Regions from separate parts of the Homo sapiens genome. Here all the other regions are linked to region 1. The links are chromatin loops, found by intact Hi-C in ENCODE. Cell type or tissue: IMR-90. All regions are shown on one strand. Links, peaks and the distances in the headings refer to the core of each region. The heading gives the core; the rest is flanking DNA.

Evidence for each region. A loop is a pair of places that touch in the nucleus more often than their neighbours do. Peaks named below come from ENCODE experiments on the same cell type or tissue, not always from the same donor. Only the 100,000 strongest peaks of a DNase experiment are listed, where the experiment ranks them.
Region 2: a loop joins it to region 1, with 10 times the contacts of the local background. A loop is called at or near these places in 2 of 110 quality-filtered maps.
Region 3: a loop joins it to region 1, with 10 times the contacts of the local background. A loop is called at or near these places in 3 of 110 quality-filtered maps.

Annotation. Positions count from the first base shown.
Region 1 is chr18:74,184,880-74,195,928 of GRCh38, forward strand. No RefSeq gene overlaps it. Among named protein-coding and RNA genes, the nearest start is that of TIMM21, 42 kb to the left of the region's middle. In IMR-90, for the core only: no CTCF peak of the experiment used is centred there; a DNase peak (open chromatin) is centred at 5,402; H3K27ac peaks cover 1,684 bases.
Region 2 is chr18:72,695,753-72,706,801 of GRCh38, forward strand. No RefSeq gene overlaps it. Among named protein-coding and RNA genes, the nearest start is that of MIR548AV, 150 kb to the right of the region's middle. In IMR-90, for the core only: a CTCF peak has its summit at 5,755 (motif pointing right); no DNase peak of the experiment used is centred there.
Region 3 is chr18:72,756,772-72,767,820 of GRCh38, forward strand. All of the region lies in intron 7 of NETO1 (neuropilin and tolloid like 1), which reads right to left. Among named protein-coding and RNA genes, the nearest start is that of MIR548AV, 91 kb to the right of the region's middle. In IMR-90, for the core only: a CTCF peak has its summit at 5,956 (motif pointing right); a DNase peak (open chromatin) is centred at 5,980.

The sequences.
Region 1 (11,049 bases), core at 1,743-9,742:
TGCAGGTTTGACTGGTATCCCAGGTGGTACAGTGAGCAGCTGCCATCTCACCTTTGCCAAATGCATTGGAAAACTCTCCAAGGGCCTCAAAGTGGGGCTGTAGCTTACGGTCCCTTTCAGGCCCATGAGAACCTGGGTGGGGTGGGAAAGGTGAAAAATGCATGCCTTCCTGTGTGGGACAGTAAATGTAGGTAATCTGGAATGTGTGAGGTTTGGCCTCGGGCACCTAGTGAAGCAGCGTCATTGTCTGGGGTAAATACCAGAAGTTCATTGTCTCACACCAAGGGAATCAAGGATGTGGACACACAAAAAGTGAGTTTAAAGAGCAGAGGTTTAATAGGTGAAAGAAAGAAAAGAGAAGAGCTCTGTCTCTTGCAGAGAGAGAGGGGCTCCTAAGTGGGACTTCTGGTCTGCAGCAAAGTGCACGGGGGTTTTATAGGCTGATAGACTGTCTTGAAGAGGCGGTGTCTGATTTACAAAGGGCCCAAAAATTGGTTGGACCAGGTGTGCTATTTATGTAGTGTGCAAAGAAGCTGGCCACCCCACCTTAATTTTTATTATGCAGATGTGTTCTCTATCTGGCTGGCACCATGTTGTCTGTTCCTTATTGTACACGTGGTTGACAAAGAAAAGGGAAGATAGAGCCTTCGTGTTGAATATACCTGCCCCCCAGGTAGACTTTTCCTATTGGCATAGCTGCCGGCATTCACCTGGGCAGGATTCCAGCTTGCTTATCTATGTCTGCAGCTCGATTTTAGAGGCTGCTCTTTGGTAGAAAAGAAATGATTTGGGGGCTGCTTTTCATTAAAAAGAAAACCTTACCAAGGACACGTCTACACTCACTACCTGCCTAAATCATTTCTTTTTAACTCCTATATCACTAGGGCTGCTTTGAAATACTGGAAGGATCATGAGCTCATCCTGGGACTGAGAGGGAAACTGAAATGGCAGGAAATATGAAAAAGTTTGGAAACTTTGAGTGAGGCTTGGGCAAGACTGTGTTTCCACAGCAGATTGATGTCTGGGTTCTGATTAAATACTTCTAAAATCCCCTAAGATTCTTCCAGGCAGCCAAATGGTGATTCCACTGATTCTACCATTCTACTAGAATGGTGATTGTAACTGATTCTACAGCAATAACCAACATATGTTGAACATTTAATACGGGTCAGCTGTTATGCTGACTTGCTTTTTATGCATCATCTCACAATATTTTTTAAAACAGGTGATGTCAGCACCATTATCACTTTACTTTACAGATGGAAAAATCAAGGCACCCAGTAGGAAAGCAGCCCATGCAAGGTCCTGGAGCAGTGATTTTAGAACACAGCCCAGGCTGTGGCTGTACCATGGGGGCCAGAACCCATCCTCGTCACTTTCACAATGGATACAAATGTTACCAAAGCCAAGGTGCTGACCATGCTGTTGAGATCTGCTGCATCTCTGCTGGACTTTTGTCCAGTTACTCCATCAATGTTTGAGAGAGGAATTTTATATATATATATATTTTTTTTTATTATACTTTAAGTTCTAGGGTACATGGGCACAACGTGCAGGTTTGTTACATATGTATACGTGTGCCATGTTGGTGTGCTGCACTCATTAACTCGTCATTTACATTAGGTATATCTCCTAATGCTAAAACCTCAAATCATGACGGTGGTAGTGTCTACCTCTTTCTTTAATTCTGTCATTTTTGCCTCATGGATTTTGAAGCTCTGTTATGGAGCACTTATACATTTATGATTGCTATGTCTTCCTGCTGAACTGATCCTTTCCTCATGAAGTGTCCTTATTTGTCTCTCATGATCAATTTTGTTTTGAAATGGACTTTATCTTACATTAATGAAAGATTCTCCCTGAAAGCTTGAAGGGATGAGTGATTCCTCCCTTCTCAGGCCCAGTCCCAAGGTGCAAGGCCCACTTGCGTCAGCAGCGTGTGTCAGCAAGATAGAAGCAGGAAGAGAGCCAGCAGGAAGACACCTCCCCTGGCCAGGAGACACCTCCCCTGAAGATCGAGAAAGAGGCTGTCCAGATACTATGTAGCAGTCATGTCAGACTGGGACACTTGCTGTTTACAGAGGACTATAAACCCCCCTGTCCCATCCTCAGTTGGGGCTGACACCATTTTGGGCCTTAGCCCACCTGCACTCAGGTGCTCATTAAAACAGCATGTTGCTCCACACTCCCTCGTGTTGTCTGTTGGCGCGCTCTCAGGGTTCAAACCGATACAAGAACCTTTCAGTTAATACATCACTCCAGCCTTCCTATTTGCCTCCTCTGTTTTTAATTCCTGTGTTTCCCCTTTCCTGCCTCTTTTGGCTTATTTTGATTGTTTTAGAGAATTTACTCAAGGCTGTTAACGGTGAGTCATGAAACAGATGCACTGATTCTCTACAGGTGGGAGCTGCAATTGGCACAAGCTCCAAGGTGGAGAATCTCATTATATATTAAGGGTGTCAAAACTTTTAACAACATGCTTGTCATTTATCCCAGCTGTGCCACCTCTGCACATTTATGTTTTTACAAGAAATCAGGCCAGGTGAGGTGGCTCATATCTGTAACCCCAACACTTTGGGAGGCCAAGGCGGGAGGATCCCTTGAGCCCAGGAGTTAGAGGCTACAGTGAGCCATGATCTCACCATTGCACTCCAACCAGGGTGACAGAGTGAGACATCATTTCTTAAGTAAATAAGTCAATAGATAAATAAATCATTGGTGGCCCTCCCCACCCAGGCCCCAGACTTACTTTACTTCTGCCAGAGTTGACAACAGTGTTCTTCCCACATCCTCACCTCCCGGCCTCCCTTCCTCTCTCCTCCTTGCCACTTTGTCTCTTTCCCACTGTTCCTCATCTTACTGTCTTATTGATGTAAAATTCACATTATACATTTTAAATTAATCTTAACCCTAAGAATTCCACACATTTTTTAAAAAGTTTTAGAATAAGTGATACATTCTTTGTCTTCAAACTATTTCATTATGAAATCTTAAGGCATACAAAAATAAAATCATAAACACCCATGTGCCCATCATCTAGCTTAAATAAAATTATTCCTGAGTCCCTGCTCTTCTTGACCCACTCTATTTAGGTGTTTGTTTTTGTTTGTTTGTTTTTGACAGGGTCTCACTCTGTCACTCAGGCTGGAGTATGGTGGCTCAATCACAGCTTGCTGCAGCCTCGACCTCCTGGCTCAAACAATCCTCCTGTCTCCATCTCCCAAGTAGCTGGGACTACTGATGCACCACCAAACTTGGCTAATTTTTTTTAAAAAACTTTTTGTAGAGATGGGGTCTCACTCTGTTGCCTAGGCTGATTTTCAACTACTGGCCTTAAGCTATCCTCCTGCCTTGGCCTCCCAAATTGCTGGAATTACACGCATGAGCCACTGTGCCCGGCCCCATTCAGTTTTCTTTCCTTACCATTCCTGTCCCCATACTGCTCTTTTTAAGGTCACCAGCACCCTCTGTGTAGTGAAATCCAGTTATCACGTATCTGCCAATGTTATACTTGATCTACTAGTGGTGACAGAGGCTGGTGACAACTTCTTGAGATGCCATCTGCTCTTGGCCTCCAGGGTGCTACTCTCACGGCCCTCTTCTACCTCTCTGCTGTCCTTCATCACTCTGGCCGCTATATTCTCTTCTCTCTGAACTTTAAAGGCTGGAAAACCTCATGCCTTGGCCCAAAGCCCTTTCTCTTCTTTGTCTACACTGTCTCCTTAGTTGATCTGTTTTGGTCCCATGTCTTTTAATAACATCAATATATGATTTACCTTCAGCACTGAGACTGTCTTTAGCAGCAGATTATATGACATCTCTGCTTGGATATCTAATGGGCATCTTCAATTTTTGTACATGTAAAGCAAAACATTGAATTTCTCTCACTCAGAAAATTCCCTCCTCCAGCCTTCCCCACCTTGATAAGTGGTACCACCATCCTCCCTGTTTCCACTTCAGATCTAACATTTCCACAAGTTTTACCAGCTATACCTTCCAAATATCTTCCCTTCTCATTATCTCTGTTACAGGAAAGGGGTCCCAATCCAGACCCCAAGAGAGGGTTCTTGGATCTCGCTCAAGAAATAATTCAGGGCGAGTCCGTAGTGAAAAGTGAAAGCAAGTTTATTAAGAAAGTAAAGGAGTGAAAGAATGGCTACTCCATAGAGCAGCCCCGAGGGCTGCTGGTTGCCCATTTTTATGGTTATTTCCTGATGATATGCTAAACAAGGGGTGGATTATTCATGCCTCCCCCTTTTAGACCATATAGGGTAACTTCCTGATGTTGCCATGGCATTTGTAAACTGTCACGGTGCTGGTGAGAGTGTAGCAGTGAGGTCAACCGGAGGTCACTCTTGTTGCCATTTTGGTTTTGGTGGATTTTAGCCAGCTTCTTTACTGCAAGTTGTTTTATCAGCAAGGTCTTTATGACTTGTATTTTGTGCTGACCAGGATCCTGTCTCATCCTGTGACTTAGAATGCCCTAACCATCTGGGAATGCAGCCCAATAGGTTTCAGCCTCATTTTACCCAGCTCCTATTCAAGATGGAGTTGCTCTGGTTCACATGCCTCTGACATCTCCACTGTGACCTCTCTGGGCCAAACCACCAACACCCTTTGCCTGCAGCAAGAGGGCACCTCTGGTCCTGCCTGCCTGGTCTTGCCTCTCTATCTGTTCTCCACACGGCATTGGAAGGGATGCTTTTAAAGTGTAAATTAGACCATCATTCCCCGATTTAAAACCATGAAATCAGACAGAAGCTACTGAAGAAATCACAATCCGCCTGCCCCTCTGCTGCACCTCCGGCAAAGATTTAAAATTCTTGGACAGACTCCCCTGGGTAATGACTCAGAGGAACAGTGAAGCATCCTAATTACCAGCCCAGCTACTTGTCCAAGAGCCTCCTTTGCAAATTCACAGTTTGCCTCCTTATCTTCTGTGAGGAGTCCCTAATTGGTTCTTGTTAGGTAAAAATTAAGTTGCAATTCTGGTTTGTGATGCAGCCTCTGGCAAGTCAAGCATTTTGTTTCATGTTCTACTGAATTCTCTGCAATATGTTATTTTCTACGATTCAACCTACTTCTGAGTATGCAACAAAACAGTATTTCCTACAAAGCAAGAGTTACCTTTAAGGGTTACTCTCAGGTTCTAACAGTCATTATTTGTTGAGCTTAAGGAGTTGAAAAATTTTAGTATGGTTAGAATTGAATCTATAAACTTTAAGCATTTTCCAGTGGTTCCCAAAATATAAACAACTTGCTTATTTTCCTTTTGAGTATGTTATTACCCTGCTCAGAAATATGCTGTGGTATCAAATTTCCTCTCAAAGTCAATTTGCAACACTTAAACTCATACTTCTAACATTCTCTAATGCCTTCTCCCCTACATAATTGTGTATTTCCCATAACACTCTGTCTCGGAGACAGCTACGATCCAGCCAGCACATTCATGCGCCATCTCTCACCGTGCAGTAGACTGCTGCCTTCTCCACCCCAGAATACCAGGCCTCCAGCCAGACTGATCACCCTCTTTGTATTTTAAACATAAAACTCATTCCAACTTTCAAATCTATGTTTCAAAAAGTGCCTTCCCTGGATGATCTCTCCTCTCAGGACTCTTCTGATTGCTCCAGCAACCATTTTAGCAGGTATACCTGCAAAAATGCTTTGTCTCTGTGTCTCTGTCTGTGTCTCTGTCACACACACACGCACACACACGCACACATGCACACACACACATCTCTAATATCTAAGACAAACACACATGTTCTACTCCAAAGAGTGAATTGTAAGTCAACCAAAACTGGGGTCATGGTGGGGGTGGATATAATGCTTCTATTTCCAAGATCATAGAATTATTGATGTGGAAATAATTACGAAGTCATCATTCTATGCTGTTTAACTCATCATGATAACAGAAGAAGGAGCAACATAAATACCAACCAGAGCTTTTCCAATAATTTAGACTCTCAATCTGCAACCACAGGGCCCTATGAGATGTGCTATTAATGCCTCCCTCTGTCCGAGGAGGAAGCTGAGATTCAGAGAACTGGTGGAGCGGCTGTTACAGGTCACTCAGCAAGTAGTCCAGGTTTGCTGATCCTCCCCATCCATGCTCTTCCTTACCCTCGATGGATGGCTCTTTTTCTTTTTTTTTTTTTTGAGATTGCGTCTCGCACTGCTGCCCAGGCTGGAGTACAGTGGCACGATCTCGGCTAACTGCAACCTCCACCTCCCAGGTTCATGCGATTCTCCTGCCTCAGCCTCCTGAGTAGCTGGGATTACAGGCACACACCACCACACCCAGCTACTTTTTTGTATTTTTAGTAGAGATGAAGTTTCACTATGTTGGCCAGACTGGTCTCGAACTCCTGACCTGGTGATCTACCTGCCTTGGCCTCCCAAAGTGCTGGGATTACAGGCATGAGCCACCGCACCTGGCGATGGATGGCTCAATTTTAAAAACATGTAGTTGCAATTCTAACCATCAAAATCATGGAAAACATTTCACAATCAGAGAAGGCTAAGAGGCTAAACACCAACATCCTCAAAAAATGGTGAAAATAACTAATAATAAAAGCCATAAGGAAGTAAAGCTCTTTCTAGCGATGCCATAGACTAAAATTTCCTTCCTTCATTCCACAAACTTTGAGTTCCTACTTCGCACCAGGCTTTGGGTTAAGCCCAGGGGATAGAAAGACGAGAAAGAGTCAGTCTCTATGATGGAGGAAACGGCACATTACAGTGGGGGCAACATTTGAGCACCTGGCAGTTAACACCGAGTGTGAAACATTCCCCAGGGCGGGCAGGGGAGTAAACACAGACAGGGTGCCGACAGCCAAGCTGCATGTCCAAGGGGCCAGAGCAATGTGGGTGGCAGGAAGGGGACATTTCAGGTGGGAGGTGCGGCCTGTCCAAAGGCCGATGGAAGGGAGCTGGAGCCAGGCACGCAGTGCAGCGGCACAGGCTGCAGGGCGTGTGGCCGCCCCCATGTACGCTCAGGCGCCATACCTGGATGCACCATGCCTCTTAGGTGCCACCTTGTCGTTATGACAATTTTTAACATTATTATTATCATTTTGTTAACCCCAAAGATGGCATTTTAAAATATTTATAACAGTTTTCTGGCAGATAGCAGTAAAAGGTGTTGTTTTAACAAAAAATTAATGTATTATGACAACTTTCTGATGATAGAAATAAAGCATATTATTCTACAAGGACTGATATACAATATATACATATAGAGAGAGAGAGAAAAGTTCTGCTTCAAGTCACAAAACATAACTTTGGCAAATCAAAAGATTTGATCAGCAAAATATTTTAATGATAATCAAAATGTTTTATTGATATAATAAGATCTAAAATAGCCCAGGTTTCTAAACAAGAGCTGCAATTCTAGCTGATGTACTGATCAGCAAACATTTTAAAACATAAAAAGGAACCCCCGGCCGGGCACTGTAGCTCACGCCTGTAATCCCAGCACTTTGGGAGGCTGAGGCAGGCGGATCACCTGAGGTCAGGAGCTCGAGACCAGCCTGGCCAACATATAGTGAAACCCCATCTCCACTAAAAAATACAAAAATTAGCTGGGCATGGTGGCACACACCTGTAATCCCAGCTACTTCGGAAGCTGAAGCAGGAGAATCGCTTGAACCTGGGAGGCAGAGGTTGCAGCGAGCCAAGATCGTGCCACTGCACTCCAGCCTGGGCAACAGAGCAAGACTCTGTCTCTCAAAAATAAAAATAAATAACTAAAAAGGAACTCCTATTGCTATTAGATCACTTGATAAAGTTAATGTTTGCCATTGTATTCCTTATGGGTATTTACCAGAATGGTATTGCTGAGATGACAATTTAAGCCTTCTATTTCTTTCACTGTGACATTTATTATTACTGTGCAATAATATATTTGTTTGCCATGATAACCCACAATGTAAGAATTGCATATAAATAAGTTTGATATATTACATAATAATGCATAAATGTAGCAATTGTTTATAGTTATATAATTTTCATCAGAATGATAGACGTTGCTAAAATTTAGATGCTTCTTGCCTATTTTTATGTCACTATTTCTAAGACAAAATACTTCTTAGATGTCAGAAAATAAAACTTAGAATCAGCAAATTAAAAAAACTGAAATCTATGAGAGAAGAAAATGAGGGAAAAATGTATTATTGAACAAATTCTTGGAGGTAAATAAAATGTCAGAAAAAGGGAACAGACTTAAAGCTCCTACGTTTCCGTGGAATGTCGCAGTCACCACACCAGGGACACACAGTGTTGAGTTTACTACCATCTACCTCCTTGTCAGCTGCAATTTCACAAGTTGCATGAAATACTGGAAAAGGTGCTATTATCATAGACTTCAAAGCATACAGACTACTATTATTTTGACTTTTAACAGGCACATAAAATAAATCGAAGGCTTTATTTTCTTTAGCTTTTTACAAGAAAAAACCATTAACACATGGGGATAGCAAAAGCAAAGCAACAGCTGTTCATTCAATGCATATTCTATATTCACATCAGGCATAGTATTCTATGCCAAATTAGTATGTAATAAATATGAAAAAAGCAGAGGGTAGTATTTTAAAAGCTGTTTTTCAGCAACATCAAATCTCCTACTGCCTTGGCCGGCATGTAAAGAATATAGGAGAATCTAGGACAAGGATTCTCCAACTGAGCACAGCAAACAGCATTAGTGCGCAGAGGTTACTCCAAGAGGCACAGAGACAAGGAAGGTCACACTCACTACTGTCCCCTCCACCAACCCCCCTCCATCACCCCCCTCCATCATCCCCCCTCCACCACCCCTCTTCCATCACCCCCACTCTGCCACCCCCCCCACCACCCCCACCCTCCCTCCATCACCCCCACTCATCCATCCCCCTCCACCATCCCCCCCTCCACGTGGATGGCTTCCATCAGCAGTTTCTCTCCTTCTTCAGGAGGCATTCCATGCAAAGGCAAGCACGAAGGCTTCCTTTCTCCTTCTTGACTGTACCCGCTCCTTGCCCCTTGCTTTTAACTTTGGATTGTTATTGGAGATTGCTCCATGGAAGCCATCCCATTCCCGTCACCAGCTGCCTCATGGTGCTTTGTCTGAACACATATCCTGTCCCTATCAGAGGTCTTTGCCAGCCTTCTGCTGTTCGAACGAAGTTGGATTGGTTGTTTCAGCTTTGATTTCTCTGCAAACGGCGAGGCTGCCCACTGTGCCAAGGCTCTGTTCCCAATGCCACCTACCAGCAGCTGCTTCCTCCAGGCCCTGGCCCTCTTGCTCCACTGGCTACTACCTAATCCTTAGTGTGGCCTGAGGAGTCCTGGAGAGGAGGAGGCAGCACCACTGTCCTCTGTTCTGCCACCTTAGCACTGAAAATCCCGGGGGGAGTTTAAAGATAACATGTCCTCCCCTGCCTCTTCATCATAGTTGAAAACCTCTCACCTAAAGTCAGAATCATTTTGAGGAAAAAAAGAAATATTATAGTAAGAAGAAATAATAATGTTCTTCACATTCCTTAATGAATTTTTTCATTGTAGATGGGCAAAGACTTGGAAAATCTCTTCTTTCAAAAAGATTTGGAAGTGGCATAGAAATATTAACATCTGAGGAGTGGCTGGGACTGCTAAGGGAGATGGTAGAATGAGAAGAGGAGAAGATCAGAAAGGAAAGGAATCAAGGTGTCCACAGGGCTGAGAAACTCACTACAGGCTCTTGGGAAGGATCTGTTTCCTTGCTCATTTGGGTTACAGGCAAATTCAGTTCCTCAAGATTGTAGGACTGAGGTCACTGCTTTCTCACTGGTTGTCATCTGGGGCCATTCCCAACTTCTAGAGGCTGCCACACTCCTGGGCTCTTGGTCTCCTTCCTCCATCTTCAAAGCCAACAGCAGTGGGATGAGTCTTTCACACTGAGAATCCCTCCTCCTCCTTTCATCTCATCTGCCTGACCCAGCCAGGAACGACTATGTGCTTCTAAGGATTCACAATGATGATGAGATAAGGTATGAACTTTGCCAAGAATCAGGTTCTTGAGTAAGCAACAGCAGCATCTGTTTCAAAATCCAGCTCCCCCAGCTACAGAGGCTGGGCTCTGACCCACACAGAAGCACTGCTCTCTCTCTCTCTCTTTTTCCCCCAACAGGGTCTTGCTCTGTCGCCTGGGTTGGAGTACAGTGGTGCCATCTCGACTCACTGATGCCTTGGCCTCCCAGGCTCAAGCCATCCTCCCACCTCAGCCTCCCAAGTAGCTGGACTACAAGTACGTGCCACCACGCCCAGCTATTTTTTTTTTTTTTTTTTTTTTTTTGTAGAGACGGGGTCTCACTCTGTTGCCCAGACTGGTCTTAAACTCCTGGTATCAAGTAATCCTCCCACTCCGGCTTCCCAAAGTCCTGGGATCACAGATGTGAGCAACAATGCCCGGCCAATGTTGCTCTCTTAACAAGCTCATTTTGGGCAAAGAGGAAACAGTGCCATGCCAGACCACAGTGGAGACTGGGGCAAAGGAAAAACCAGTATCTCTGATCGTGTCTTTACTGCAAGTGTTGACATTTTGTTAATCCTGGATATTCTGCATGGATTTTGATTTTAAAAAATATTTCTTTAAAGTATTATTTATCCAGGCCAGGTGCAGTGGCTCATGCCTGTAATCCCAGCATTTTGGGAGGCCAAAGCAGGTGGATCATTTGAAGTCAGGGGTTCGAGACTAGCCTGGCCAACATGGTGAAATCCTGTCTCTGCTAAGAATACAAAAATTAACCAGGTGGTGGTGTGCGCCTGTCATCCCAGCTACTTGGGAGGCTGAGTCAGGAGAATTGTTTGAGCTCGGGAGACAGGGGTTGCAGTGAGCCAAGATTGCGTCACTGCACTCCAGCCTGGGCAACAGAGCGAGACTCTGTCTCTCTCTCTCTCTCTCTCTCTCTCTCTCTCTCTCTGTATATATATATATATATATATATATATATATATATATATATGTGTGTGTGTGTGTGTGTGTGTGTGTGTGTGTGTGTGTATAATTTATCTTGATGACTGAGTTTTTGT
Region 2 (11,049 bases), core at 1,792-9,791, 1.5 Mb before region 1:
CTGCTTGTTCCTGTGAACGTAGCAGCAATCTCCAGCCGCGGCTCAGAAAGAACAAGAGGGATGGGTAATGTAAACATCTGGATCAAGGCCGGGTTTGGTGGCTCATGCCTGTAATCCCAGCACTTTGCAAGGCTAAGGTGGGTGGATCACGAGGTAAAGAGATCAAGACCATCCTGGCTAACACGGTGAAACCCCGTCTCTACTAAAAATACAAAAATTTAGCCAGGCATGGTGGCCAACACCTGTAGTCCCAGCTACCTGGGAGGCTGAGGCAGGAGAATGGCATGAACCCAGGAGGCAGAACTTGCAGTGAGCCAAGATTGCACCACTGCACTCCAGCCTGTGTGACAGAGCAAGACTCCGTCTCAAAAAAAAAAAAAAAAAAAAATCTGGATCAGTATTCTAGTTTTGAACAATTATCCTGCAAATCTTGCCAGGTGATGCCCATCACTCAGAGGTTTCCTTTTGGGAAAGTAAGATCAAGGGAGCTAACCAAAGCCAACTACCATGCACCCAAATCCGAGCAAGCGTAACTCTAGCCACCAGGTATCTGGGTGTGTCACACGGCATCCTTTTCTCTCCCTTGTTGGAGGAGGACTGAATGCCACAGTTTTACCTTAGCGTTTGACTTATGATAATGAGTCCAAGCAACCTTCCCAAGACAAATTTTTGTCCCAAACTCAATTCCAAGCTTTGGCTCAAAGTCCTACGAAGGAAAAGTGGATCTGAGGGATCCAGAGGCAAATGATAATGGAAGTTAAAAGGCGCAGTGCAGGTGAGCGTGGCTGATTCCTGCCAATTAAACCGAGCTTCTCGTTTCACGGATGAAGGCCACATTACTATCCATGGCATAAATGAGGTCTAGGGAATCCAAGACTACCGAGAGTAAGCAGGAAAGAGACATAGGTAAGAGTGAATAATTCCTGCTCTCTAGGCCTTCCTTGCTTCATGGGTGCAAACTGTTTTAACACCCATGGTGGCACCTGGCAAGGTTGCCGGGACTCAGAGATACAGGATGGAAGAGGGAAAGACCTCTCTCTATCACTCACATACCCCCGATATCTGCTAGGAAGAGAAAGGAAATGGGGACACCTGCTCTCCTCGTTCTAGATGGGTAGCCATTCATCTTCAGTCTGTACCACTTTCAAATGCATCCTGAACTCCTGGGACTCCTTTGAAAAAATGCTGTCTTTTTTCCTTTCTCCTCCCTCTACTCTCTTCGCTGATAGTTAATTGTGTCTCTGTACTATGGGAGACTCCCCTCAGATGCATCATCCAAACTGGGAAAAGTTAATGTCCCAAGCCTTAAACTGGTTGGTTTACAGTTAGGCTCAGGGGAAGGGAACCCAGAAGCCTAACATATTGGCAAAAGGGTAAAGTTTATTTAACCATTTGGGCTTTTGGCCTCCCTCTCTCTGTGCAAACTGGTAAAAGGCCTTGAAATTTTTGAGCTGTCCTAACCCCTGCCCTTTTTCATTTTGATACATGTTTTCTAATCACCCTGTTTGTCTCTTCTTGCCTGCAGGTAACCAAACTCCAAACAGCAATGGAACCAGAGCCTCTGAAGGTGGCCCCTTCTGCTGGCAACCCTTAGACAGGCCTCACAGGGAGCCCTGACTGCTGTTTCCCCAAACAGCATACCCCGTCAGTAGAAAGCACTTAGGATCGATTTTCGGGCCCACTTGGTGGCACGTGCCTGTAATCCCAGCACTTTGGGAGGGCAGGATGGGTGGATCACTTGAGGTCGGAAGTCTGAGACCAGCCTGACCAACATGGCAAAACCTCGTCTCTACTAAAAATACAAAAATTAGCCAGGCTAGCCAGGCATGGTGGCACATGCCTGTAATCCCAGCTACTTTGGAGACTGAGGTAGGAGAATCACTTGAACCCGGGAGGCAGAGATTGCACTGAGCTGAGATCGTGCTGCTACACTCCAGCCCGGGTGACAGAGCAAAACCCCGTCTCAAAAAAAATAAATAAATAAAGATAAATATAAATACATATCAGGCTTGTCTTCATCCTTATTCTAATGACACTTGGTTAGACTTCTTTAGAGGCGGGAATGACACTACCAGGTGGGGGAGGATCCAGGGAAAACTCCACCAGCCTGCACACAGGGGTGAAGCCTCAGCAAGTTTGCACTCTTTGCAGTGGGAGGAGCCTGCCTTTTCTCTTCCTGTGTGGAACTTACGACTCAGACTGCGAGGCAGGAAGTGCACTAGCAGAGACTCTGGCTTGCAGAGGGTCGTTTCTCCTTTCTTCCTTTTCTCCCAATAAAACCCTGCATTCCTCACCCTTCAAATGGTCTGCAAGCCTACATTTTCATGACCCTGTGACCAGGACCCCGTCTGTAGCTGAACTAAGGAAAAGTCCCGCAATCGCATGTGTTCAGGGTTAAGGCTAATTTGTTTATATGTAGATAACCAATTTTCCCAGCATGGTTTGTTGAAGAGAATTTTCACTTACTTCTCTGAGGTTTTGGCTTATGTCTTTAGTCTCACAGTTCACATCAATGATTCAAAATGTGTCAGAGTTTTTGAGAAAAAGATCAGCTGTATGACTGAAGTCTGTCAAATATCCAATTGTGCCACTGAATCCCTCTGCAAACACTGAAAGCTCAGCTTATTTCTCTAATACTGCCATAGCAGCCCTATAAGTTTCTCTGTCTTCTGGAATTTTATGCTTTTAAATACTCCCTGGTTGCACAGGTTTTCCAATTCTCACAGGTAGCATTGGCCTGATGTGAGCTACTTATCCTACCCAGAGGTACGAGTGTCCTCTTTGTGGAAAACATATTCAATAAATATTTTCACATTTCCGCAAAGTTGGGACTTACTGAGCAAAGAATACTAAAAACCTCAGCAAAAGAATGGCTTAGTAGAAAACATATCTTGTAAGTTAAAGATACTTCATTTCTCTGATAGACTTAAAGTCTTTCCCCTGAAGCCATTTGTTTATGTTCTAGGATGATAAAGGAAAAAAATAGAGATCTTTTTCTCTCCCCAGAAAGGATTTGTTTACATTTCAGAGCATGGTCTCCTTCTTGCTTTAACTCTTGCTCCTGTGACTCTGGAGGCAAGAAGGGGCAGATGGGCCAACTATCCTATAAAAGCTCCTAGAGTCATAATTTCAGGGTTCCTCTCTTGTGGCACAAATCCCATTGGAGACACAGGTGACATCTCGCTCTCATTGTCTCACAGACAACTGGGCCATGGAAAACTGACACAAGAGTCTCTGTGAGAAAATAAAAAATGTGTTCCCCAATACAAAGTTCTCATATTTTTTAATGTATATCTACATATCTATATATCCATCCATCCCAGCCTAATTATTTGACTTGCGAGTAACATCTCAGATCCTTCACATTTTGAACTTAACACTCATATCATTTAATAATCAAGCATTCTAGTATACTTGTCAGAGATGGAAATCAATTTTATTTAAATTAATTAAATTCTACATGGACTTCCTGGTATTTCAAATGCATAAGACCTCCTTTACCATTCTGTTTTTCACAAAATCTTAATCAGTATCATATTTTAAACATGCTGTTTGTAGGCTGGGCGCTGTGGCTCATGCCTGTAATCCCAGCACTTTGGGAGACCGAGGTGGGCGGATCACTTGAGGTCAGGAGTTTGAGACTAGCCAACATGGCGAAACTCCGTCTCTACTAAAAATACAAAAAAAAATAGCCGGGCGTGGTGGCGGGCACCTGTAATTCCAGCTACTCAGGGGGTTGAGGCAGGAAAATCGCTTGAACCCTGAAGGTAGAGGTTGCAGTGAGCCGAGATCGCTTCACTGCACTCCAGCCTGAGCAATAGAGCCAGACTCCATCTCAAAAAATAAAAATAAAAATAAAAATACATACTGTTTGTCAAGATGAATAAAAAGTTGATGCTTAACAGATATTTGAAAATGGCAAATCAATATATGGGTTCTCTATGATGGCTCCGTTTGGCCTCAAAAATTAATAAAAATGATGGATATGTGAAACTGCATAGGTGATAAAATTGTGCAGGACTTAATTCACAATGTAAATGAGAACACATATAACTGGAAAACTTTGAATATGATTAGTGAATTATATAAACGTTAACATCCTGATTGTGATATTATATATAGTTTTGTAAAATGTTACCATTTGGGAAGTCAAGCAAAATATAATAGAGATCTGTCTGTCTGTATTATTTCTTATAATTATATTTAACTCTATAATTATCTAAATTAAAATGTCTATTAAAAACTAGTGAAAGTGTTTTAGGAAGGCCAACGAGTGTAAGGAAATCACATGCTTTATCACCCCAAGATTACCACCTACACTCAGTATTTATGTAATTTTCATTTTAAAAATCCAGAAAATAAGCGGGGCATGGCGACTCACACCTGTAATCCCAGCACTTTGGGAGGCTGAGGTGGGTGGATAAACTGAGGTCAGGAGTTTGAGACCAGCCTGACCAACATGGTGAAACCCCAGTCTCTTAAAAATAGAAAATTAGCCAGGCATGGTGGCACATGCCTATAATCCCAGCTACTTGGGAGGCTGAGGCAGGAGGAGAATCGCTTGAACCCCGGGAAGTGGAGGTTGCAGTGAGCTGAGATCATGTCATTGCACTCCAGCATGGGCAACAAGAGTAAAACTCTCTCTCTCTCTCTCTCTCTCTCTCTATATATATATACACACATATATATATACACACATATATATACACACACATATACACATATATATACACACATATATACACACACATATATACACACATATATACACACACATATATATACACACATATATACACACATATATACACATATACACACATATACACACATATATACACATATATACACACATATATACACACATACATATACACATATATACACATATATACACACATATATACACATATATACACATATATATACACATATATATATACACACATATATATATACACACATATATATATACACACATATATACACACATATATATACACACATATATATATCCGGATATATATATATCTCTCCAGAAAATAGGATCAATTAGCATTGCTCCACATGTTTGTCCAAATGGTATTTTTTCTAGTTCTATGTATTACTGTTCAGAGTACAGGTGAATCAGGTTTCTTAGTGAGGTGACTGACAGCAAACAATACAGGCCGTATCTGCATCCCTGAATGTGTTATAATACCCTTGCATTTTGCATATCTGTACAACTGATACAATGTCCTGAGCACATATCCAGGCTCAGCTATGTGAAGAATTATTCCAAATTTATTTATATAAAGTAGGACTTGTTGCATTTATTTATATAAAGTAGGGCTTAGTTGTATTGGTGCAGCTGAGCTTACAGTAAATTTTATATGGTTCTCAAATATCACTTGGAATTATCCAACCACAGCTGTTCCAGTTGGTGGGGGAGCAAGACCTAGAAGTTATTTTCTGCAAACTACTCAGCTATCAACTGTTTATGCTAGCTGCACTTTTATTTTCTATTATTTAGATAAGCAACACTTGTATGATTCCTGTAAGTCATTTCTGTATTTAGTTTTTAAATTGCACTTAGCCTTCTCCTGACAATTGACCATATGCTGTTCACACATTTTTACTACCAAATCTTTGTAACTATGAAAATATACTCATCTCTGAAGTATATGATTTAGAATCTTAGAGCAATGAAAATGGAATTATGGTGTTGCCCTGAAACTGAAAATTCATAACAAGGCATGTTCTGTTCTCCCCACCAGATGTCACCCTCATACTTCCTTAAGAATCTAGAAACTTCATTAGGCAATAATTTTTTGGAATTTTCTGTAGCTGTTTAGTGATACATTTCACTCTCTCAGCTTTGTGTGTTTGTAGAAAATCCATTTCAAGTCATGTCATCATTAGAGGAATATTTTCTACTGTTAACACACGACTTTAAATAAAATTGGAGACTGATTCTAACCATTACAACCGCTGAAGGAGCTTTCTGTTATTACTGATGCTGACCCACAACTTAGAAAAGCAAAGTTCCACATGCTCAGATATTTGCAGTCTCTATTTCCACTTCATTTGAAAGGAAGAGGATAAATCCATCAGGGTTCTGGAAATGCATGCAAACCGCACTGTCCACTCCTGCATCAAGCCTCAGACTATCAGATCTTTGGATGTTGCTACACTCGGTAGAAGGCACCTGGCAGCCGCTGCGGGACTACAGATGTGAGCCTCCTCCTTTAACCGAGTCAGGTGTGCCTTGAGACCAGGTAGGAGATTGTTAGATGCTGTTTGTTTGTTTGTTTTTCATTTGTTTTCACTGAATGTTGCATGAGACTATTTTAAAAACGCTTTGAGATACTCTTTCTCAAAGAAAGATTATTCATAATCCACCCAAGTCTGCAAAATTCACAACCCACCCCTCCGCCATTTTATAAACTATGCAACATATTTGATAGTGGTCAAGTGAGAAAACCAAAATCAAACATCCAAAACTGGATATTCGAAATTGAGTCTGTATCACTCCAAAGTCAAACTATTTCCACTACAAAAATTGCCTACTCACAAACCCAAATGTATAACTGGTTGCCATATTTGAGTCATTTGTAGCATTAGTATTCATCACATATACATGGGTTCTGCATGAGAATCACTTAAAATAGTTTACTTTGAATTTAACAACACTTTTTTAAACTGCTACATTTATGAACCAATATAATTATGTTAACATTAATATAAGTAATATTGCTAATATTAATATAAGTAATATTATTAATATTAATATAAGTAATGTTAGTAAATACAAAAATAAAAAGGTCATATTTCATTTCACAGACCTAGTTTAAGCCCCATAAATTTATTTCAATTCTTAAACATTAAAAAATTATAGTTTGAGTTACCATATGTCTCTTCAAGTTAGATAAATAAAGTTTCTTTGAAAGTCTTCCTTAACTGCCAGTTCTGCTCATTGAAATGGCTTTATACACAGTGATGAAAAGGAATAAGAACCAGTGAAGCTTCCAGATAATGGATACTGAATGTTAATACATAAAAGCCAAATATGCAATTACTATTTATGAAACAAACAACCCCCTAATATATAATAATATTGAGGGTTATAATAATAATAATAATATTAGTCTGTTCTTGCAACATGATAAAGAAATACCTGAAGCTGGGTAATTTGTAAAGAAAAAAGGTTTATTGGCTTATGGTTGTGAGGGTTGTACAAGTGCAGCACCTGCATCTGTTTGGCTTCAGGTGCGGGCCTCAGGAAGCTTATAATCATGGTGGAAAGAGAAGCAAGAGCAGGTGCATCACATGGCAAGAGAGAGCAAGGGCAGTGGGGAGGTGCCGCGCACTTTTTAAACAACTGAATCTCAAATGAACTCAGAGTGGGAACTCACTTACAAGAGGAGGGCACTAAAACATTCATGAGGGATTAACCTCCTTGACTCAAATACCTCTGACCAGACCCCACCTCTAACACTGAGGATTACATTTCAACATGAGATGTGGAGAGAACAAACATCCAGACCATATCAGGTACTTATTTTAATGTTGATGGTTCCAAATTATATTCAATTTTCTTCAGCAAAGGAAATGATGTAAAATTGTTATGCTAAACAAATTGTGCAAATCTGATTTAAAGTATGAAACAACATGTTTTAAATTGTTAAATTCAATTGTAAACATTGAATGCATCATATATAGATGATATTTTCTTTGGTGCTGATATTTAAGTTACAAGAAATAATTTCAGAGATAGGTGAGAAAAATTCATAGTAGTAATAGTAATATCTTGGCTAAAAATGTATTATCTTCTGTTCATACTTCTCAATTTTTACTTCGGTCATGTATAACTTAATGAAATATTAGAGTGGGGGGATTTGTACAGGCAACATGAGTTATTATTCTACATGCAAACTGTTGTCAACTCAATTCCTTTGTGATGTGATCCCTGTAAACTCTTGTTACTATCTGAAAACCTATTACTTAGCAACAATACAATGCCAGGCTCTGAAGAGGTTTAACACTCCTTCTCTACTATTGGCTGTGAGAAGAATGACTTCATGATTTGTTTGAATTGGTCAATAAATAGGACATTGTTGCCTTATTAATTCTAATAAATTAATAGGAATACTACACCTTAAAGATTAAAAAATATAGAAAACTTCTGCTTATGGTTAACATGAAGTAGAAGTACTTTTCCCGTTTTCCTTCTGCTAAGCATGAACAAAACTCTGAACATTATGTACAAAGAAAACATAAAAAGACTCTGAAATGTAGTCAGAAGGAAAGAGACCAGGTAGTAAATATGAGACCCAAGGAAGGAATAAATAATAAGTTCTTGGTCTGCTTTGGCCTTATATATCCCAGACTTGAAACTGAAGAATTCTGTCAGCAACCTGGAAACATCAACGGACACAGTCAAAATAAGTCCCAACAAAAGCCTGCTTTCTCTGGCCAAAGCATCAGAAAAGGTGCAACATAGGAAAACAGAACATTTCAGACAATACGTTCTCTACTTCAGCAAACAGCACAGGAGCAAATGAGGCCCTATCCCCACCACCGCCATCAAAGGGAGTAGGGAGCTTAGATTTCCACCTTTGCTAGACTGTAGCAAGGAAGGTGTCACCCTGGCTGAGCAGTAACAAGACACCCCCACACTGCAGTGCCAGCGCAGACCATGTAGGGAGCCTGGACTTCATCTCCGTTCAGCAGCAATGAGACACCCCTGCTGGAGAAGGGGCTAGGACAGATTCAAGACATTCACTAGTAGCCAACTGCCTGAACTAGTCAAGCCCCCTCCCTCATTGTCAGAGCAGGTCAACTGGGGAGCAGTACAAGACCCCTACTCCTCCAAGCCCGGGCAGTGTTAGTTAAGGCCAACTGAGGAGCCAAATTCTCACCCCACCAACAGCAAGGAACAGCCCTTATCCCCTCCTTTCCTGTCAACATAGACTGAGTCGGGGACCTGGACCTCCAACCCCACCTGACACTAATAAGGTGCTGCCTCCTCCCCCAGTCTGACAAGTGTGAGAGGTAGCCCGCTGAATCAGAAAACTAAATATAATCCAAGGGGTCATATTATGTCCTGGTTTCAGCTGAAAGTCACTTGTCATGCCAAGAAGCAGGAAAAACAAAATTTTTCTCATTTAAGAAAAAGTGAACCAACAGACTGCAAACACCAAGAAGATACAGATACTAGAATTGTCTGATGAGGAGCTTAAAGTAGCCACAATAAAATGCTTCAACGTTACGAGCACACTTGAAACAAATAAAGAAGGTATTTATTTCTCAGGAAAGAAATAAAAGATACAAAAGAGAACCAATTGAAAATTGGAGGACCAAATTTAGAACTGTGAAATCAAACTAGAACACAAAACTCAATGGACGGGCTCCATTATAGATTGGAGAATCAAAAGAATCAGTAAACTTGAAGACAGAAGAATAAATATTACACAGCAGCTAAAAACGAGAGAAGTTGACCAAAAACAATTGCATAGAGCCACAAGGGCCTGTGTGATTATACCCCAAGATGTAAAATATGTATCATCTCCATCCTAAATGGAGAGAAGAAAGAAGGCAGGATTGAAAACATAGTTGGAAAATTAATGGCTAGTTCCCAAATTTGGCAAAAAGACATAAACCTACAGATTCAAGTAGCTGTGTAAACTAAAAACTGTATAAAACCAAGGAAATCTATAAGATACCTCATAGTCAAATTTATGAAAGCCTTGGATAGAGAAAAAAAAAATGAAAGCAGAGAACAATACCTCACCTTTCGGGAAAATAACAGTTCTAATGACGGGATTTCTCATCAAAAATCATGAGGTGAGAAGAGGAAGTGTCACAGAGTTTTTTTGTTTGTTTTTTGTTTGTTTGTTTGTGTTTCTTTTTTTTTTCTTTTTTAAGTGCTAAAGGAAAAGGACTATCAATCCTCCATTCTATGTTCAGCAAAAAGATCCCTCAGTAATGAAGGGAGAGTCAAGGCATTCTCAGATGGAGGAAATTTAGGATTATGTTTCTGGCACACCTACTCAAAGAAATGCTAAAGGAATTCCTCTAAACAGAAAGGAAGAGATAAAGGAAGGAGCTTGGAACATCATAAAGGAGGAAGAACACAATAAGGAAAAATGTGGGCAAATACAATAGTTTTTTCTTCTCCTTTTGAGTTTTATAAACTATGCTTGATGGTAGAAGAAAAATATAACACTGCTCTGGGTTTCAATGCAGGTAAATGAAAAATTTAAGACATATAAACAGAGAGGTAAGGTTACATAAAAGTGGTAAAGTTTCTACACTTCACTGAAGCTGGCAAAATGTTGGCACCAGTAAAATGTAATGTGAGGTCTATATAATCTTAAAGTAATCACTAAAAGAGACTACACAAGAGAACTACTAGATGGAAAATCAGGAGATCCACTGATTCCAGGAATCACAGAGATCCACTCAAAACTTTACAGATAAATAAAAATAATCTAAAACAAAACTTTAACCCACAGGGAGGCAAAGGAATGAAGAACAGAATACAAGAAATAAAAATAAAAAAATAGCAGACTTAAGCCCTAACATCAATAACTACATTATAGTTAAAGGGTCTAAAGACACCAATGAAAACTCAGAGATATGAAGAATGGACAAAAATAAAATAAAACTCAATCCAACTTTAAGCCACTTATAAAAGAAAGTCACTTCAAATGTAATGAATAGGTTGAAAATAAAAGGATGGAAAAGATCTAGCATGCAAACATTAATCAAAAGAAAGCAGAAGCAGTTTATTAAAATTAGTTAGAGTGGACTTTAAAGCAAAGAAAAATACCAGGTACAAAGACAGTCAACACATCATGATCCACCAGGAAGCAGTCACAGCAATCCTAAATGTGTAAGTGCCAAACTATAGATCTGCAAAAGATGTGAAACAAAAACTGATAGAAATGGAAGGAGAAATAGACAAATTCATCATTATAGCTGGAGACTTCAATATCCCTTTCTCAAAAAGTAGTTGAACAACTAGACGGAAAATCGGCAAGGATATAGAGGAATTCAACAACACTA
Region 3 (11,049 bases), core at 1,253-9,252, 1.4 Mb before region 1:
ACAATGATCATTATCTCCAGATTACAATGCACATTGAGGGGACTGAGAGGTAAAATATGAACTTCAAGAAGGTATAAAATATGGCTAAATAATGATGAGAAAACATGAGTTTAATATAGCAATGTAAAATGTTAGATATGATTTCAATATAAGGAAAAATACATTTCTTTCATTATTGGAGTGACAGAATATTTTAAGTGATCAGTCTTTATAGTAATATTGCATTGTGGATGGTTGCTTACAGAAAGTGCTTTTAAAGCTAACTTTTGTTTTTACCTTTGTATTCACTCCATGTATCAGATAAAATGCAATTCTAGTGTTTCTTTTTTTCAATAAAGGCTCTACAATCCTTTTAAGGACAGGCATTCTAGCAAAATCTATTGCACATGAAACATATGAATTTCCAATGATTGACAAATGAAGATATATTAATGATCAGTACTATTTAGACACTGCAGTCATGTTATAATGAGTTTATTTTTCACTTTCAAAACTGTATATTACATAAGTTTTAGAGTTAGCTTCTTTACTATATTTGCTACACTAACCACAACTGTCAAAACAATACTTTGCAATTTAATATACTTAAGGCAACTTACTGTATTTTAATACTCCGAGAGAAATCCTTTAAAAAAAAACACTCAAATTCTGAAAACCAAAAGTAAGGCAAAGAAATAGCTAATTCAAGCAATGTGATTCTTCCTGGTTCTTCATCCCCTACCTCCTCCCCCAACCCAAACAGTTCCCTCTCTGTTCATTTTGACTTTATGTTCCTGGTTAAAGAGTAAAAAGCATATAATAGTAATTTTGGAAAATGAAAATTAAGAGTAGAAAATATGTAGTAGTCATTTTGAAAAAAAAAGTATCACGCTTAACACTTTATTTTGCTAATGATTTGTTAAGTACTGTTCTGTATAAACCTTTCATAATGTAAAATTTAACAATCCAGTATATTATTGTAAAGACCTGCTCTTTAGTAAGCAACTAAATTTGAATTTCTGTAGCTGACTATAATGGCTTTTGCAGAATTGATAAGGTCTGTTAATTAGATAGTGAATGTTGTCAAAATTTGTATGCAGCATATAAAGGAGATTTTGGCAAAGTTTATATTAGAATGGTTGTAAAATGCTTTTGTAAAAATGCTTAAAATACTTATTACCTAACAAATTGTAGTATACGTTTTGAAAGTATAATTACCCATCAAGTAGGAAATACCTTTAAAAATTATATATTTACCGACCTTCTATGAGTTGGAAAAATTATTATAATTATTAAATAGGAAGGGGTAGTTTAAAATTTAAACATATAAATAAAAATAACATTGCATTCTGGTAATCGAGTGAAGTGCATTAGTATGTTGGTAAGAGCACTGAAATTTGAATTCCAAATAATCCAAATGGGATTGTGTCTGTTTCTGCTGCTTGGTAGTTGTGAAACTATCAATGTTCCAGGATCAGTTACTACATATTAGTGGTTTTACCAAGAATGCAATAAGTAATTCAGGAATGTCAATAAATCACATTTTAACATGCTTTTTCACATTAAATAATTATGCAAATATGCCAGTTAATTAGGAGTTAGCCTCCCTTTTGTTTGTGGTGCTTTTTTTTTCTTTGTGTGTGTGTGTGTGTGTGTGTGTGGAGGAGGGGGGTGGGGGTGTTTGTAATATCCTAGGTATTTCTCCATGTATTTTCTTCCTTACTTTTGCTAATAAAGAATTGCTGTGCAAATGAAAAATAAAAACAAGTAAGCAAATCCTGATATGGTTAAGAAGCAATGTAGAGGCTGGGCGTGGTGGCTCACGCCTGTAATCCCAGCACTTAGTGACTCTGAGGTGGGCGAATCACCTGAGGCCAGGAGCTCGAGACCAACCCGGCCAACATGGTGAAGCCCGTCCCTACTAAAAATATAAAAATTAGCTGAGCATGGTAGCACATGCCTGCAATTCCAGCTACTCGGGAGGCTCAGGCAGGAGAATCACCTGAACCTGGGAGGTGGAGGTTGCAGTGAGCCGAGATTGCGCCACTGTACTCCAGCCTGGGTCTGGGTGACAGAGAAAGACCCTATCTCAAAACAAACAAACAAAAACAAACAAACAAAAAAGTAGCAATGTATAAAATTGTACATACCTTTGGCAAAAATAAATTTTGTTTTATAGACACCCAAAGTATAATATTATATTGGGTTCCGAATTTCCTCGTTATTGTCTGAATCTCTCTCTCAGAAATGCATATATGCAATGATGCACTAAAGACTCTCATTTCTCTCCTGGTTAAGAACTACAATGGCACCAATAGACCAAATCAAGCCTACATTCTCATTGCTCTTTCGACGACTTGCGTGCACTCGGTGCACCAATGTGTGTAGCCCATTGCTCCTAGCACACTCCTGACCTATCCGGCACCGTGTCCACACACCACTCCCTCCTTCTACCTGCCCCAGATACCCCTTCTCCACTCTGCCATCCAAATCACATCGGAACCCTATAATCTATAAACCTGTCTTAAACAGTCTTACAATATTATTCCAATCTATCAGAAAACTTAGCTGTTCCTTAAGTCCTATTTCACATGTAATTTTTAAAGTTTTAAGAGTATATTTTATCATCTTTTTTGTATATATTTGAGGCTTGTGACTATGCTTTTTTAAAAATTAATGTTTATGTTTAATCGCTCATAATGGCTTAAGCTTACTAGGCTTGTAGTAAATATTCAACAGATATTTTAACTGATTAATATTACTTAGCAAAAGGTTAACTCTGACTGGGTTGCATACCTTAGTATTCCAGAGAGCAGAAGACTCTGACAAATGTGTTTATTGGTTGAGAACTAACCTTCAAGGCCATGGTCTTCCAATCAAGGCCACGGTCTCCAACGCAGCATGTAGTGGCTATGGGCAGCATGTATTCTCAGAAACTAAACTCAGCATCCTGTCTTTGCTTCTTTCACTATTTCTGACAAAGCACATATTCCTCGACCAATTTACATAAGACTTATTCTACTTACGAGATTCAATATTCATCATTTAAGCTATTGTCCCTTATAAACCAGCTGCTTTATTTCCTAGTGATTTCAAGGAAAGTCAAAATTTATTTGTAATAAAGTGGCAGCCAAAGAAGTAACAATCCAAATGCCAAGTACCTCACACAGTTTCCAGGGTCACAAGAGGGGACACGCAACTTTATACTTGTTTCTATCAGAATAGCAAATAGAGCTTCCCATTGACGTTAAAACACTAAGAACATAGATGGAACGATTTGCTATTGCTTTTTGTCACTGAACTACTTGAAATTGTATTTAGACACGAGACCCTCCAACTAACTTGATTTCACTTTATTGGGTTTATTGACATCACCATTTTATCATCCAGATCTAACGACCCAAAGAAGATGGAAATTGATTTCTATTAATGAAGCAAAATATTCTAGTCAGCCAAAATAATGTCCTGTGTATAAGCATATCATTGCTCTTGATTTAAAGCACTCACCTAGAAAGTAGACACTACAACACTTCAAAATGAACCTTTCTTCACTGTTTCCTCCTCCCACATACACCAATACATATGCATTTGTGCAAAGCATTCATTTGTGGCTGTGCAATAGACTGTAGATTAAACACAGCTCAGAGAGTACTTCTCCACACACATCAGCCTGGGATTGAAGAGTCCTGCCAACAGGACAGAGAGCCCAGCTGTGATTTGGGCTGTCAGGAGCGATAATCCTTAAGGACAGATTGCTTCCTCGTGAGCAAAAGCAGGTTTATAAGAGTGTGTGGTGTGCAGTGATTAAGTCCCTTGCATCCTGGCCACCTGGTCTCTGACTCCCAGGGTTGCCTCTTTCACACTCTTTGCCCTTGAGCTGATTAACCTGTAAGTTGCTCAGTTACCACATCTGTAAAATGGGGATAAAGATAATACTTACCCAAGCGACTTAATAATGCACAGAATGCCGTATAGTGTCAGCAGCATGAATACAAACATTACAAGACAGAATTGTAAACCGTTTTAGGAGAGTACTGTGCAGAGACTGTGGAATCAATATGCCTGATTTTCCAACGTGAGTTACGTGATCTTGAGCAAATTCACTAACTTTTTCAGTTTCTGTTTATATCTATATAATGGGGATAATTATAACTATTACATAAAATTTAAGAATTAAATGTGATAGATCTTTAAAAACCATAACAGATACTGTCATATGGTGTATGACAAAAGAATGTTACCTGTTCTTGAACTACCACCACCGTTACCAAAACAAAAGCAAATGAAACAAAACAAAAAACTTAAAATGTTAAGATGTATGACATAAAATGTTAAGATGTATGATATAAAATGTTAAGATGTATGATATAAAATGTTAAGATGTATGATATAAACGTGACTTAACTGACATTAAATTTTCTAATTTGTAAAGTGAAGAAAATCATTCACAGATCCCTTGTTAAGACTACACGAGAATGCATATTTGAAAGTCGCGTCAAGGAGTTCTCTGAAGCTAAGACCTCCTAGTTATCTTTGTACCTTGGAGAATATGCCTTTGCTACAACCAAGTCTAATATGAAATACTATGTTTCAATTCTACAAGAAAAGCAGAAAACATAAATTATGCATATTAAATAAAATACAAATACGTATTGGAATGTGTTTGTACTACTTAATAGGAGGAAGGTTTAGCTGTGTAAGATATTTAGCTGTGATACTCTTTTTTTAACAGTTTAATGAGACCATCAAGATAACAGGTATTTTCTAACATCCAATTGTTAAGAGAGACATTCAGATCCCATCTTGGAAAAGCAAGCCAGGCCATATGTAGAACAGAATAGCTCTCAACCTTGGGCTGCAATCTAAAAGAAATGTTTTTGCAGACATGTAAATGATCCGATAGAATTGAGGCTTGGATAACAGGGACAGTATCAGCTTATAATTTTAGTAACAAAATCTTCACAGTAATTTAGTAGATACATCCTGATTTTGATGTTATCTATGGGTACCTTAACTCTAATTTAAAAATTCCAATAAAATAATCTTCAGTTAACATTTATTCAAATACTTTATAATAAATTCTTTGGAAACAAAATTTAGTACAATATTTTGCTGAGGAGAGGACCTTTAAGACTAAGAAATATGGTATGTTAGTTTTGGTGAGTCTCAGGGCCTTGCACCCACTGAAAGATTCAAAGAAGTCATGAGGTAAAATATGCCTGTTTAACTTTGTTTAATCCAAATATTTCCAATCTTACTTGTTTACCACTTAAAATTTTAAAAACTAAAACTTGGCAAAGTGTTCCATTGTGTCCAGAAATCATTATAGTGATGGAATTCTTAATTCTTAAAAGAACATAGAATAGGGTGGGAGATTATTAACATGTAAAGTTGGGTAAAAAATTAGAATACACTTTTTTTTTTTTTGAGGCTGATTTTCGCTCTTGTTGCCCAGGCTGGAGTGCAATGGCGCGATCTCCACTCACCGCGACCTCTGCCTCCTGGGTTCAAGTGATACTCCTGCCTCAGCCTCCAGAGTAGCTGGGATTACAGGCATGCACCACCACGCCCGGCTAAACTGAGAATACACTTTTTAATTTATGAAAACTCACATACCAATGCACTTATGTAAATTATTTCAGAAATGCAAAAGCCAAAATGTTGGCAGTGATGATTTCTAGGATTTACTGAAATTATATTTACCTTTTTTGGAGAAATTTTCCATATATACTTTTATGTATAAGTATATGTATATATACATTAAAAACACACAAAAAAGTTTTGTAATTAAAGGATAACTCATAAGTTTGCATGAAAAAATACGAAATGTTAATCAAAAAAGTTAATTTTCTCTTTCAGATTTTTAAATCAGGAAAATAGTTTTTACATAGCACCTTTGCTTTGCTCTATTGCTTCATTACTCTTGAATTCTGTTTTTAAACCCTCATCTATTCCCATTATTACCACAAGGTGGCGAACTTACATCAGACTTCAGTGAAGGAGCTTTTGACTCCCTCATGGGGATGATTAAAATAAACCATGAAAGCATGTGCAGTAACTCCTAAACCTATACATTACTAATTCTTTAAATAAGCAAATTATGTAGCAGGGGACGACAAATCTCTTACATATTTTAGTCATGTAGGAGAAGATAAAATAAAGCCACAACACTCAAAATAAAGGTAGATTTACATAATGTATTTAATAAAGAATCATAGAACACATTGTTTTTTAATGTGAAAGGTCTAGTTATAGATGTACCTCCGATTTTAGTGTTTATCTCATGTGGATTAACACTGTTTCAATTCTGTAACTTAAAGGTTTTTAATTTATAATAGCTACTTTAATGCAGAATCCACTACGCTTATTCTATTAGATTTCGTTTTTTTTTTTGAAATCCAGAAATCTGCTAAATAATATTCAAGAAATATTAAAACACATTGAAATAAAAACAGGCAGATTTGAGACACTGATGTTTCAACTATCCATGATTTATGGTTAATAAAACTATCATTGGTAATTTGTTCAACGTCAAATAAGTCATCATATTACATCACGAAAAATTGGAAAACGAAGTGATCCTTGATCATATTCTCCTAAAGACTCATTACACCACTGGAACACATGTTCCCTGGACTTAGGGTCTGGCTCTCTTCACCTCCCCTCCCCAGTCCACTCATCTTGTTCTCTTCAGACATTCTTGCTTCTTGCTTTCCTCAAATTATTTTAACTTCTTTAATTTTGAGCTTCGTCTAAAACACCCAGCTCTGTGCTGGCCTGTGTGGGCACAGCCACAGGCTGTCTCACACACAGAGTCACACAAACTCATACACCACACACACACTCACAAACACACACACCATTCACACACACACTCACACATTCAAACACAGTCATACACACACCACACAGCCACAGTCACACCTCTAGGTCTCCTACTTCTGCTCTTTATTAATTCTTCATCATTCCCTGATCTTTAATTTGAATGGAAATGCTCACAAACACGTATGGAAAAGCAGCTGGGGGAGGAAACAGCTTGGAGTATGTATTAGTCCGTTGTCAGGCTGCTGTGAAGAAATACCCAAGACTAGCTAATTTATAAAGAAAAGAGGTTTAATTGACTCACAGTTCCACATGACTAGGGAGACCTCAGGAAACTTACAGTGTCTTCATGTTGGAAGGCAAAACAGGCACTTCTTACATGGTGGCAGGAGAGAGAAGTGACAATCAGCGAAGGGGGAAACCCCTTATAAAACCATCAGTTCTCATGAGAACTCACTATCATGAGAACAGCATGGGAGGAAACTGTCTCTATGATTCAATTATTTCCACCTGGTCCAGCCCTTGACACGTGGGGATTGTTAAAATTCAAGGTGAAATTTGGGTGGCGACACAGAGCCAAACCATATCAGAGTACATTTACATCTTCTTGCTTTATTTCTTGGGTTCAACTTTTATCAGCCTTGAATATTTACTAAAGCTTACTTTTTTAAATTAAAACTTCTAACCCTTGGGATGGTCTAGAATCTATTACTCTGTTTGGTGAGGGATGGAAGCAAAGCTTAACACTTACATGAATATGTAAATATGACACATATCAACATTCTATAGTTAGGTCATGAATTCACATTGAAGAGCAAAATCTAGCATACTTACTTTTATTTATTACTAATGTTTATCAGTTCAGGTAACTAAGGTGATTTTCCCCCTGCCTTCTCAGGCCGCTATGCTAGTGTCTTACAGACCCCTGTAGCTGAGCCCCCTGAGGCTGTCACAGGTCCCTTATTTCCTCTGTCCTCTCTCTCGGCAATTTTCATCAGACACAGAGCCCCCACTAACGAGGGGGCTTACATCCCCAGCTCTGACTACTGTGTGAGATCCAGACTTACCCTGAATATTGAAATTCCTACTTAACGTCTCCATTTGGAACTGTAATTACCATCGCAAACAGAATATGGCTGATGGGCCTAAGCAAAATGATTATCACCCTCTTCCTCTTATCCACATTTTCCTTTTTAATTCTCACCTCCCACACCTTCCTGGCATTAACAAAGGGCACAACCATCCCCTCAGGTGTTCAGGCGAAAGGCTCAAGACCATCCTTGGGTCCTTTCTTCCCCGGATACCGTTGAGCCAGTGGCCATCTCTTGCATGGCTCTATCTCAATACAAAGCTCTTGTTGAGGTCTCCACTGCTGTGAATGAGCCAGGCCACCATTCACTGACAGCAATCTTACATGGAGTTCAGGGACACAGAAACCATGGGGACCTTGGCCATCTGAAAGTATAAATCAGGCCACATTTCACTTTGTTGAAGACACCCCAAAACACTTTCCAATAATGTTAGGTTAATTTCCAAACTCCTTGTACCCCTTAGTACACAGCAAGTGATTTATATTCTCACAGCCTCTGCTCACCCTAAACATTTATAGAATTCTTCCTAACCTCAGATGTCACCCACCATAACCACCAGGTCATCCTGCCCTCATCCTTCCCACCACATCACCCATGTTGGTTTTCCCACAATACATACTAGGGCTTGGGCTGATCCCTTTGAGTTAACTTATCTGTGCCTTGTTGCTTCCTCTTAAAAAGTCTGGCAACCAGATGTACCACTTTGTAGATGCTTCATAAATACTTGGTGACAGACTATATATCACAATAAAAATTCTTTTTTTTTTTAATTGGAGATGAAGTCTCACTCTGTTGTCCAGGCTGGAGTGAAGTGGCATGATCTCAGCTCACTGCAACTTCTGCTGCCCAGGTTCAAGCAATTCTCGTGTCTCAGCCTCCCGAGTAGCTGGGATTACAGGCACCTGTCACTGTGCCTGGCTAATTTTTGTATTTTCCGTAGAGATGGGGTTTCATCATCTTGGCCAGGATGGTCTTGAACTTCTGGCCTCATGATCCACCCACCTTGGCCTCCCAAAGTGCTGAGGTTACAGGCGTGAGCCACAGTGCCAGGCCAGAATAAAAATTATTTAAGCAACACAATGAATATTAAATGCCATCTTCTCATTAATGTCTGACAATGATCTTAAATTTTTAAATAACAGCAAAACTTTAAAAAATAAACTTGAAAGAAAATAAAACATTAGAGATATCAATTATGAGTAATCAACTGAAGATGCAAATTTTTAAAAACTTCAAAAATGTCATTAAAAATACATAGCTTGGCTGGGCACAGTGGCTAACATCTGTAATATCAGCACTTCGGGAGGCCGAGGTGGGTGGGTCATTTGAGGTCAGGAGTTCAAGACCAGCTCGGTCAACATGGTGAGAACTCATCTCTACTAAAAATACAAAAAGTAGACTGGTGTGGTGGTGCATGTCTGTAATCCCTCTACTCAGGAGGCTGAGCGGGGAGAATCGTTTGAACCCAGGAGGTGGAGGTTGCAGTGAGTCGAGATTGTGCCACTGCCCTTCAGCCTGGGTGACAGAGTGAGACTCAGTCTCAGAAAAAAAAAAATATGTGTGTGTGTGTGTGTGTGTGTGTGTGTGTGTGTGTAGCTTGCTACTATCATTTTTAATTGTGGTACTCTACACAAACAAAAATATAAAAAATATATAAAATATATTTGGCCATCAGAACTTCCCACAAAACAATTTTTTTCCAAAACAAATGGAAAAATTTCCCTTGTCAGCACATTGAAACTTAAAATGGCCCATAGGCTATGTAATTAGAGGAAATGACATTTTATTTGAAAAATGGTGACCAGACTTGAGGCCAGAAATAGATTTGTGTATCTTTTTTTCATGTCCTTTATCACCTTCATAGTTGTTTTGAAAAATCAATATGTTTTCAAAACTCTGTTCCAATATGACTTTTACTTTGAAAATATCCAGTATTATCAAGATGTACATATATTAATCTGTTTTTATACAAGAAATTCTGTTCACAAATTTCAATTTGATCTCACACATATTTATGAGATTCCTCCCCAATCTTTGTGCAAAAATTACATATTCTTACTGTTCTGAGAGATATTACATTAAGAAACACATCTTCATTGGAAACTTACATTCCATATATAAAAAATCTTTCCTTGTATGTGGGGTGAATTTATCCGTTATTATCATAATGTATCCATTATTTTATCTTCCCTAGAAATTACTACATACTTTTATACTTCCATTATGTCTGCCTTGATTCAGCCCCACAATGATCTCTTCAATGTGTGTAGTTAGACATTACAATTACAATAAGGAGGGTATTAAATATCTTTGGCATCTGCATGCTGATTACTATTAGGCCCTGGACATGTGGGCCAGTGTTGGTTTTCATAATATGTACATGTCAGTAGCAGGTGGCTAGTTTAGACACATTATTCTTTTATAAAGGTGCAATACTTGCTCTCATTGAACATGCCAAGTCCCACAAAGGGGGCCTGCAGTAAATGAAGATTAGAGCCAAGCGTAAACACATCACCATGACCTCAAGCTTAAAAATCTGCTAGTTCAGAGGCTATCAATTAAAAATAATAATTTTCTGTTTCCATATAACAAACATATGCTGTGTATTTTCAGGGGCAGACATAAACCACAATGGTTGTAAAGCTAGAATCAGACACATTAATATGTATTATTCCCAATGATTCTACTAAAAATTACAGGAAATTTCCTGCCTTTATTCTTGTCCAAGTGATTCCTTGCAGACCCACACACTTTATTTAAAAAAATTATTCTAAATGGTTCGATGGAAAGTTCTGCAATATTTTCTCAGTAACTCAATGAATAGGCAAAGAAGCAAAATTACTTAAGATACTTGTTTTGGTCAAATTACTTAAGAAAATTAACTTTAAATTTTAAGTATTTCATCAAACTACATGTCTGTACACATAATACTTCTTCAATGGTTTAAGTAACCATATCAGTAATAAAAGTCCATCGATAATTCATTTCAAATATTAGAATACTTTTGACAGTTGTTTTCTTTATGGTGCCATCAAACTCAATCAAAAGCTTTAAAAAAAACAGGAAGGAAGGGAGGTAAGAGGAAGGAAGGAAGGAAGGAAAGAAATGAGGGAGGAAAGGAGGGTTGGTTGGCTTCTGGTAGATTATACAATTTTAT